Linked DNA regions of Homo sapiens: region 1 is linked to region 2. A link is a loop called in an ENCODE intact Hi-C map of the cell type or tissue named here. Cell type or tissue: mammary epithelial cell. All regions are shown on one strand. Each heading gives the region's core, and the rest is flanking DNA. Links, peaks and the distances in the headings are about the cores only. Region 1 overlaps ABCB11 (ATP binding cassette subfamily B member 11). Region 2 overlaps CERS6 (ceramide synthase 6).

What was found. Peaks named below come from ENCODE experiments on the same cell type or tissue, not always from the same donor. Only the 100,000 strongest peaks of a DNase experiment are listed, where the experiment ranks them.
Region 1: a loop joins it to region 2, with 4 times the contacts of the local background. A loop is called at or near these places in 9 of 110 quality-filtered maps.

What each region holds. Positions count from the first base shown.
Region 1 is chr2:168,915,515-168,923,025 of GRCh38, forward strand. ABCB11 (ATP binding cassette subfamily B member 11) reads right to left here. Exons shown (of 28, transcript NM_003742.4): 28 at 5,267-7,511. Among named protein-coding and RNA genes, the nearest start is that of G6PC2, 18 kb to the left of the region's middle. In mammary epithelial cell, for the core only: a CTCF peak has its summit at 5,265 (motif pointing left); no DNase peak of the experiment used is centred there.
Region 2 is chr2:168,696,365-168,698,864 of GRCh38, forward strand. All of the region lies in intron 6 of CERS6 (ceramide synthase 6), which reads left to right. Among named protein-coding and RNA genes, the nearest start is that of CERS6-AS1, 89 kb to the right of the region's middle. In mammary epithelial cell, for the core only: a CTCF peak has its summit at 1,445; a DNase peak (open chromatin) is centred at 1,537; H3K27ac peaks cover 349 bases.

The sequences.
Region 1 (7,511 bases), core at 4,117-6,616, 220 kb after region 2:
TGGCTTAAACAAGTGAGAGGTGTCTTTTTCTTCTGTAACAAGATGGGTGAAGGCAGGCAACCCAGGCTGAAGTAGCTGCACAAAGGATGTTCAGGAATCAGGCTGAATATCTTCCTGCTCTGCCATCTGTGGTGTGTGGCTTTTGTCCAAGTGATCACAGCATGGCTGCTGTGCATTCAGGAAAGAAGAAAGGGGGAAGAGACTCAGGTTTTCTTTTACCCAGGCTTTATTCAGAAAGGGACAGCCTGCATAGGGCCTTGTGCCTATATTTCATTGACAAGACAATGTCACCTGGCCTTCATCTAGCTGCAAGGGAGTCTAGGAAGGTAAATATTTTGCTTTCCAGCCTCTGTAATAGAGGAAAGCAAAAGAAAAGCGTGTCGGATTGGGTGTCAAGAGAGACAACACCTGCCATAGTGACTTATCACCTACATAACAATGAATGCAACACTCAGCTGCATCTCTCCCTGCAGCCTGCCAAACTATTTTGCAGTAACATGCTAAAACCATGAAGGCAAAATGCTTTATGAACATTATCAGGAAGTATATTTCAATGATTAAATTTTCACCTTCCAAGAAATGTTATTGAAACTCTGCTCATTTCTTACTTTGATTCTATACTTGAGATATGAAAAAGAAACCAAATACCACAAAGGTTTTATCTTTTTTGGTAATCTTGTATAATAATCATAGGCACTTGTTCTCTGTCACCCTTAGCGAACATTTCCATTTCTATCTCCAGCTCTTCTGCTATCTCCAGCTCTCCTGTTCTCACATTTATTTTGTATTTGAGAGCAGGAGCTGTACCTGAATTACAGGAAGGAGGAAATTGCCAATTCACCAGCTGGCTCTGTATTTTTTCTTTTTACATAACACATTCTGTCCTAACTCCAATTTATTGGGTTGAGTAGTTGCATTCGGATAGCCACATGCCAATCACGAGTACCCTGATTACTCATTATGAGCCTCAGGATACCATACAACTCGCTAATGAGCACATTATAATGCTGGCCAGTGCTAATTAGATGATAATCATGTGCATTGCTTTATTTACAGTCTGCTATTTAAATTAATTGGGCATTTAATTGAACCCAGTGTGAAAGAAATTGGAAATGGGTTTAGAGGTTCACTGAGTTACTTTCACCTGCCGTCTCACATGCAGGTGAGATCATTTACTTGATCTGTAAATTTAGAGCAAATCCAAGTGGACACAGTGCTCATTTTATGATGGTACACATGTATATGTAAATTTCTCTCCAAGTGTGTTTGAAAACAACCAAATTCTTAATTTTGTATTTCCTCTAACATCCTTTTGTGCCTTGATTATGGAGAGATTTTGCATGCATAAGAAATATTTAATAAATCAAACCCTTAGTTGGAAATATGAGGTGGGATCCTAAACCAACATGATGAAACTGTTCTGATATTTTCTTACGATAAGAAACTGATATTTAATTATTGAATAAATATATGGCAAACTATACCTAATTATGATCCTATGTATTTTACACTTTCAGAATATAGTATTAAAATATTCCAGGACCTACATTTTAAAATGAGTGTATAATTGCCAAAAATTATAGGCACGGGGGCAGCACCAAATTCAAAGAATCTTTTCATTGAAATAATTTCCTAAGGGCACATGTAGAGTACATTTAGAGTAACTATATAAAAAAGAGTTTTTGGACAAAAAAACTAGAGGCCAATTTTTCTACCTTTTTTTTTCTCAAACAGTAGCATTTCTAATATATGGGCATCTCTTTCATGCAATTTTGAAATGGACCAAAATTAACTGAGAGCCTGTTTTCAAAATAAGTTGGAAGATGTGCTGCTTCAACTTTTCCTAAGAATTGTTCACAGAAAAAAATCATAAATGGTTCTTACAGATCAACTGGAAGAAAACTTGTTTTGGGAAGAGGTCCTCAGGAAGCTTAGCTAATATGACCATTTTTAATATCATACTGTATTTTGTTACACTAAACAATCTTAGTTATTTCACTTTTGTCAACTCACACTGGTGAATCAAATAAAATGTATGATGTAAAGCATTTTAACCACTTCTGATACAGGCCAGTGTAGCTCTATGACTTCTGACATCAAAATGATTTGTTTGATTCCCCAAAGGTCTTTCTTGCATCCAAACTGACATCCTGCAAAACTGAAGTTTTGCAAAGTTTCTGAGTACAGTGTAAGGACACATTCCAATGGAGAAGCTGGGCTCATGTTTTTATAAGACTAGAATTGTAGAGACAACTGAGATTCAGACTAGAGAATTCATGAACCTGATATTCTAATTCTGTGTTGTCCAACATAGTAGCCACTAGTGGCTCTTGAGAACAGACGTTGACATAAGGCTGATTTGAGCTAACATGTGCTGTAAATGTAAATGCACCTCAGATTCTGAATATTTAGTAGATAATGTAAAAATCTCAGGATATTTTTGATTACATGTTGTGATGGCAATATTTTGGATATGTTGGGTTGAATAAAATATACAATTAGCATAAATTTCACCTGTTTTTTTTCCACTTTTTTATGTGACTAGAAAATTTAAAATTACCTATGTGGCTCACATTAGTGGCCCATATTATATTTCTGTTGAAAGGCACTGCTCTGACCCACGGAAAGAATGGGCGTTTTCCACTTTTATTCCTTACGTGGGGGCTGACAAGTTATAAACTACCTGTGTGACTTTGAGAAGACTATTCAACAAGATGTATTGAGGTAGAACTTTATGCCAAGTACCGAGTAAAGCACTGGGGACATTAAGATGAACTAGGCAGTCTCTGCCCTCAAAGACCATCAATAGACATTTTAGTATATGCAGGGAGTTCTGGTCACACAGAGGACAAATGGCTGGAAATAAAAGTTACCAAAATTTGGCAGAAATTCTTCCAGATATCTTTTTATGCATACAAGTATGTACAAGCACACACCAAACACAGATACACACATAACAGATGCATGCATGTATGAGTGTGTGTGCATAGATGATTAGACAGATAGATAGCATCATACCATCTTTGATGATCAGAAATGGTTTTTTTCTGCACAATATAACATGGGCATTGCTCCACAAAAAACAATAAATGTAAGTCAACATCATTATTTTGGCTTCATGAAAAACATCATTGCATATATGTACCGAAACTTATTTGACCTTTACCCCATCGTCTTATTTATAGATTTGAGATTTTTTCCAAATGATTGTGAACAATGCAGGAAGAGAAAAGTGTGCTCACTTTTTGTGATTAGAAGTTTAAAATATATTCTGATAAATGGGATCTCTGGTGAATCTATTTCTGGACTCCCTTCTGTTCTGGTGATGTATCTTTCAAATCTATAATAGTTTCAGTATCTATTGTTTTAATTTTTGTAACTGTACTGCATTTCTATCCCCTTTTCATCTTAAACTTTATTTTTTTCAATGAAAGATATATATGTACATAAATCTTTTAGCAGTTTCTTTCAGTATTCACCTTCATCTTTTACAATAAGATGTTTTTATTGTAAAACATCTTATTTGTTTAAATGTTTAACTGTTTAGTTTCCATTATGAAATATGAGGACCACAAGGATCCAGTTCTTTTTTTACCCATGTCCTATCCCATCCCAACCTACCCCACATATTTTCTTGTTCCTTTCATAATCTATCTATAATTCTGCTTTAGATCAGTATTAAGCTTTTACATTGATGTGACTTTGTAAATAACATTCTCAGATGAGTCATAAGGTAAAATAAAAATATATTTTCTTTTTGTGTAACTTTTCTTTCCACCTAGAGCTAATAGCTAAAAATCTCCAATCTCACTCTCTTTGTCTTCTATTACGCATTGCTAACTTACCCTCAAACTCTAGCAGGGGGTTCTGTCTTCTCTCAGCATTCAAACCCACCAGGCATTCTAGCAGCACCATGTTTTTCTGGGGGACATTCCTCTCAGAACCCATTTCCCTGCCTCAATCTAGCTGACTACTTCCTCTGGGTACAGCACACCTGTAATCCTGGGATCTCCTTCCTAATCATCCTGGAGATTCCCAGCACCTCATTCTTGAGTTAGGTCATCTGTTCTTACATCCCATATCTTCCTATTTTTTTTATCTGTGACCTTATTTTTTAAAAAAAAAGCCCCCTTTTGTGGCTTTCTGAGAAAAGATGGGGAGTAGAGGTGTTGAGACCTGCATGACTGAGAATGTCTTTAGACCTCTCTCATTCTTGAGAATAGCTTTGCTACATATAGAATGATTCCCCTTAGAATTTTGAAGGCAAATCTTTATGAATTTTAGTTTCATTGTCAAGAGGTCCTATGTCATTATAGTTCTTTTGTGTGTGTGTGTGTTTTGTTTTGTTTTTTGGTTTTTTGGTTTTGTTTTTTTTTGAGACAAGGTCTTGCTCTGTTGCCCAGGCTGGAGGGCAGTGGCGCGATGTTGGGTCACTGCAGCCTCAACCACCTGAACTCAAGCAATCACCCCACTTCAGCTTCCCGAGTGGCTCATGCCACCATGCCTGGCTAATTTTTGCTTTTCTTTTTTTGTTAGAAATGGGGTTTCGCCAGGTTGCCCAGGCTGGTCTTGTACTCCTGGGCTCAAGCAATCCTCTTGCCTCGGCCTCCTAAAGTGCTGGGATTACAGGCATGAGCCACTGTGCCCAGTCACATGATTATAATTCTTTATCGATTATATGTCACACATTCCTCCTTCTCTCCTGGAAAATATTCTCCTTTTCCCTCATTTTCTAAAATTTCATACTGTGCCCAAATAGGATTTTTATTTATTATATTCAGTATTGGGTGAACTCTTTCAGCTTGGAAATTCATATTCTTCAATTGTAGGAAATGATCTTAGACTATTTTTTAAAATAGTCTAAATTTATTTTTTTAAATAAACTCTCTTGAACTAGACTATTGACTAATTATTGCACCACCTGAATTGTTACCCTCAATTTTTTCTTTTCTTATTTTTTCCTACTTTTCATCTCTATCTTTTTGTTTTACTTTCAGAGAAATTTCCCCAACTTTATCTTCCAATCCTTCTATTTTTTTTTTTTCCTGTTAACTTTTATTAACTGGGGTTATAAGGAGAGTCTGGTCACAACACACATTATGAAAACATTAGGAAATTACAGAAGGACTTGCAATAAGTTTAAACAGAACAAATTAAGCCAACCCCTTGGTCATCTGAGAAACAATAAGGTAAAATTGCAGAGACCAAATCTTTGTCAGCGATAAAGGATACAGAATAAAAACGTAGACATCATCGCCCCCTGGTGTTGTAAAATAAACATGCAATGTTATTTATTTATTCATTTTTGAAGTTGTAATCTTCTCCTTTGTCACTGAGCCTCAATTATTTCCCCAATTTCAAGCCCTCTTTAGACAATCTTTTCCCTGTCATCAATAACTTTCAAGTATCTTATTTGAAAATATAATTTGTACTAATTCCTCTTTCAGACTCCATAAATTCCTTTCCAGGAAACTGGCCACCTCCCAGCACAAGAGCCTATGCTCTTGCTCTTTGAAATGCAAACCAAAACAAGAGCTTTAGTCTTTCATCAAAATTAGAGGATTAGCATGCATTTATTGCAAACCTTAATTTCCTCTAAAAGGCATCTTTACTCTGCAACTTACTCGTCATTGCCATTTTTCATAACCAGAATGCATTCCTTCACCGTCTGCCTCCTGACTTGGCAACCATCAAGAATTCTGGCCTGACCAGTTAACTTGCTAAACCATCTTTGCTGTTATATACCAGGAAACACTGGAAAAGAGACATAAATAATATACCTCCATATCCTAGTGTCCTGGCTTAATTTATAGGCAGAATTTCGTTTGTTGGCTAAGGGAAGAAAAACCATCTACGTAGAGTGAGCTTGGGAGGAAGCTGGAGTAGGGAGAAAACATGATGGCAGGATAGGTTGGTGGGAACCGTGGGTGCAGTCCTGCTCCCAAGGTTTTCATTTCTGTGACAAGAGCTCTTTTTTGTATGTTCACTTTTATTGATTCCTGTTTTTATTTAAATAGATGGAAATATGTTCTCTTGACCCATTGAACACATTTATTACCATTTTTTGAGTGTTTTTCTAATCACTGCATTGGCTCTGTTACTTCTAATTTCCTTTCTCCAGCTGCCCTATTGTTGCTTTTGCTTTATATGTTAAAATACTTCCTCAGTGTCTGGTGGTCCTTGGAAGTCAATTCCCATGCAAGGAGGAGACACCAAAAAGCCTGGGGAAGCTCTGATCGAGTGGGTGCTTGTTGGTTGACAGGTGGGCTTCATAGAAGGGTAATACGGCTGGAAAATTTTCTTAGGATTCCAAGGACGGAGTCCTTGACCTCTTTTCTTTTTCTTTTTCTTTTTTTTTTTTTTTCGCTCTGTCGCCCAGGCTGGAGTGCAGTGGCGCGATCTCGGCTCACTGCAAGCTCCACCTCCCGGGTTCACGCCATTCTCCTGCCTCAGCCTCCTGAGTAGCTGGGACTACAGGCGCCCGCCACCACGCCCGGCTAATTTTTTTGTATTTTTAGTAGAGACGGGGTTTCACCATGTTAGCCAGGATGGTCTCAATCTCTCGACCTCATGATCCGCCCGCCTTGGCCTCCCAAAGTGCTGGGATTACAGGAGTGAGCCACAGCGCCTGGCCCGACCTCTTTTCTAAGATTGGCCAATTTCCCCAGAAAATCATTCTTCAATCTCCTGCCAGAAGAGAGGGGCTGGGAGTTCTTCTGTTCATACACAGCTTTACATTCAATCCCCCTGTCTCTTGTATGTTAGCTGCCCCTTCAACTTCATCTTGTGTCTCTAAGTGCAAACCTCCCTGTGAGCCTCCTCAGAGAGGGAGTATGCAGTTTCTCGCTGGAACTGGGGAAAGGCAGCCATCCTGCTGCAGGCGGGGCTCTGCAATTCTGTTTCCATACAGGCTTTTGGTCCATTCTTCTGTCTTCAGTCCCTCTGTCCCCTTGTCTCCTCCTTCCAGAAGGATCCAGTGTTTTTACATCTTGAAACTTTCTAGGGGTCTGTGGTACAAAACAGGATGTTTCTAGGCTCCCCCAACTAACAGGTTACATTTTTGTTTTCTCTCATCTTGTAACTCTATTATCAATTGTCCATTTGCTTTCTGGCTCCCAAGATTTTGCAGGTGGCATCACTGTGTTTTCTTCATTCTTGTAGATTCCTGCCGCCTTTAGTTCTATGTCATTCTGTGGTGTTTTGAGGGAGCAGGGGCAAATGAGTGCTTTTCTGCCATATTTACTTGCTTTTTTGTATAAAACCTTATGAAACTACAGCAAAGTAAAATGCGCTATTTTCATTTCATGAATATAATTTCACAGAAACTAAAAACAACAATCAGTATGCAGGGAGGTGCTGAGGAGTAAAAGGCCTGGGAGAGAGTCCCTGCTCCAGCCACACTGGTAGGTCCTCACAGTAATGGTAGCATCACCACCCCTACACTCACTCTGAAGTTAAAGCATAAATCAACAGCCCTAACTGGAAAGCTCATGCTAATACTTTCCCTTTCT
Region 2 (2,500 bases), core at 1-2,500:
AAACTTACAGTTCCCTCTCCTTTTGCCCACTCTATTATGTAGTCTCTTAAACAGTCTTTCTATCTAAGTAGTCATTCTTGTTTATCTGCTGCCTAAGAATTATGTTTCTAAAACCTTCAAGACAAAGTTCAAATACGTGGAGGATAAAATGCAATGTCTTAATCCAATTGAGCTAATACAAAAAAATGCCAGATTGACTGAGTGGCTTATAAAATCTATTTCTCACGGTTCTAGAAGGTGAGGTGCCCCAGATCAAGGCACCAGCAGATTCAGTGTCTGGCAACAGCCCACTTTCTCATAGATGACAACCTTCTCACTGTGTCCTCACATGGTGGAAGGGGCAAGACAGCTCTATGAGGCCTCCTTGTGAAAAGGCATGAGTCCCATTCACAAGGGCTTCTGCCAAAAGGCCCCATGTCCTAATACTATCACTTTGGGGGTTAGAGTTTCAATATATATATTTGAGAAGGACACAAGCATTTAGTCCCCAGCAAGCAAGATATGTTCGCCTTTGCACCCCCATGACTATCAGTGTAGCTGCTCATCGTGGGAATCAGTAAGTTGAGGGTAAATGAATAAGCAAAATCAGTTCCTTTACATTATGATGGAGCACAGTACTGTAATGTATCATTTCTTGGTTAAATCAGTAATCTGCTAAGTTGCAAACTGGTATCCAAGTGGCAGCTGAAAAGCGTTTAGGAGTCTGTGGGCCTACTACTACCCAAGTCCCCTGTCCCCACATATGCTCCTTCCACCATCCTACAGCAGTGGCTTACTTGGCTGGCAAAAAGCTATCTTTTCTGACTTGTATGGCTACAGGGCCCTTAATATGGTATATATCAGCTGATTCTCAGAAGTAGGTGGTCCCTGTCAAAGCGAGCTTGGGCATAACAGATGACTCTTTGACACCCGTAATTTGTGGTTCCCTTACTCATTGCACCCAACACTCCGAGTTGGTTTCTGAAATCATTTACGGACTCTTTAGTGATGGTATGTCAAGGGAATCTCTTCTGTCCTACATGAGGGAGCCTTCTTTGGTCATGTAGTGTCAATACATGTAGACTGATTATTTTCTGTGTGCCAGGTACTGTGCGAGGCTCATGTTGCATTTATTTTCTTTTTTGAGGAGACCTTTTGTCCAGGTAGTCACGTAAAACTCTTATATAACAGAGAGCTAGAACATTCTTCCTTTTTTTTTTTTTTTAACTTGGGAGAATTGATGCACAGAGTGAGTTTATGTAAGTTTCTCAAGGCCATGCAATATAGGAATGAATTAGAGGCTAGGCTTACCAAGCAGAGCCCTGTGATTCACTCTTAGATTAGACACATACATAATCCTTGCCTTGCCATGCTCCTGACATTACAGGTAGTTAGCCTTTAACAGCTCTTTGCCATTTTATCAGTCCTTCTCTTGCTTAGTGAGAACTAGAGGTGCCATCCAGAGTCAAAAGCAGGAATAGCTGTCCTTGGCTTCCAGAAGCCTAGTCCTAGTAAGACATTGCTATACCAAAAGTTACCAAGTCCCTGCACTAGCTTGAGCTTTCTCATCACATGTGGAATGTGGCTTTGCAGTGAGCCAGCAGGGCTCAAAATATCTTTATTGCTGTATTAGTTTGTTTTCGCACTGCTGTAAAGAAGTACCTGTGGCCAGGCATGGTGACTCATGGCTGTAATCCCAGCACATTAGGAGGCCGAGGTGGGTGGGTGGATCACTTGAGCTCACAAGTTCAAGACCAGCCTGAGCAACATGACGAAACCCTGTCTGTATAAAATATACAAAATTTAGCCAGATATGGTGTTGTGCACCAAGTGAGCCAAGATGGCACCGCCGCACTCCAGCCGGGGTGATAGAGCCAGACCTTGTCTCACAGGAAAAAAAAAAAAAAAAAAGAAAAAAAAAAAAAAAAAAAAGAAACACCTGAGACTGGGTAATTTATAAAGAAAAGAGGTTTGAGGTTTAATTGGCTCACGGTTCCATAGGCTGTGCAGGAAGCATGATACTGGGATCTGCTTGGCTTCTGGGGAGGCCACAGGAAACTTATAATCATAGCAGAAGGTGAAGGAGAAGCAAGGCATGTCTTACATGGTGGAGCAGAAGCAAAAGAGAGGGAAAGGTGCCACACACTTTTGAACAACTAGATCTCAAGAGAACTCACAATCCCGATGACAGCACCAATGGGGGATGGTGTTAAACGATGAGAAACCGCACCCAGGATCCAATCACCTCCCACCAGGCCCCTTCATATTTGGGGATTACATTGCAACATGAGATTTGGGAGGGGACACAGATCCAAACCATATCAATTGCTTTAAGCCAAATGACTGTTATCTCAATAATTTTCGTAGGTGAATTATTTTGGGGGATTGAAGTGTATCATTTTGTATTACTTTAACATATATAACATCAGTGGAAAACACCTGTAAAAGGGATAATTTTATAGTAAAGTTTGTGGAATTGATCCTAGGCCTGTATATATTGTCAGTGTTTAGAAATCGATTG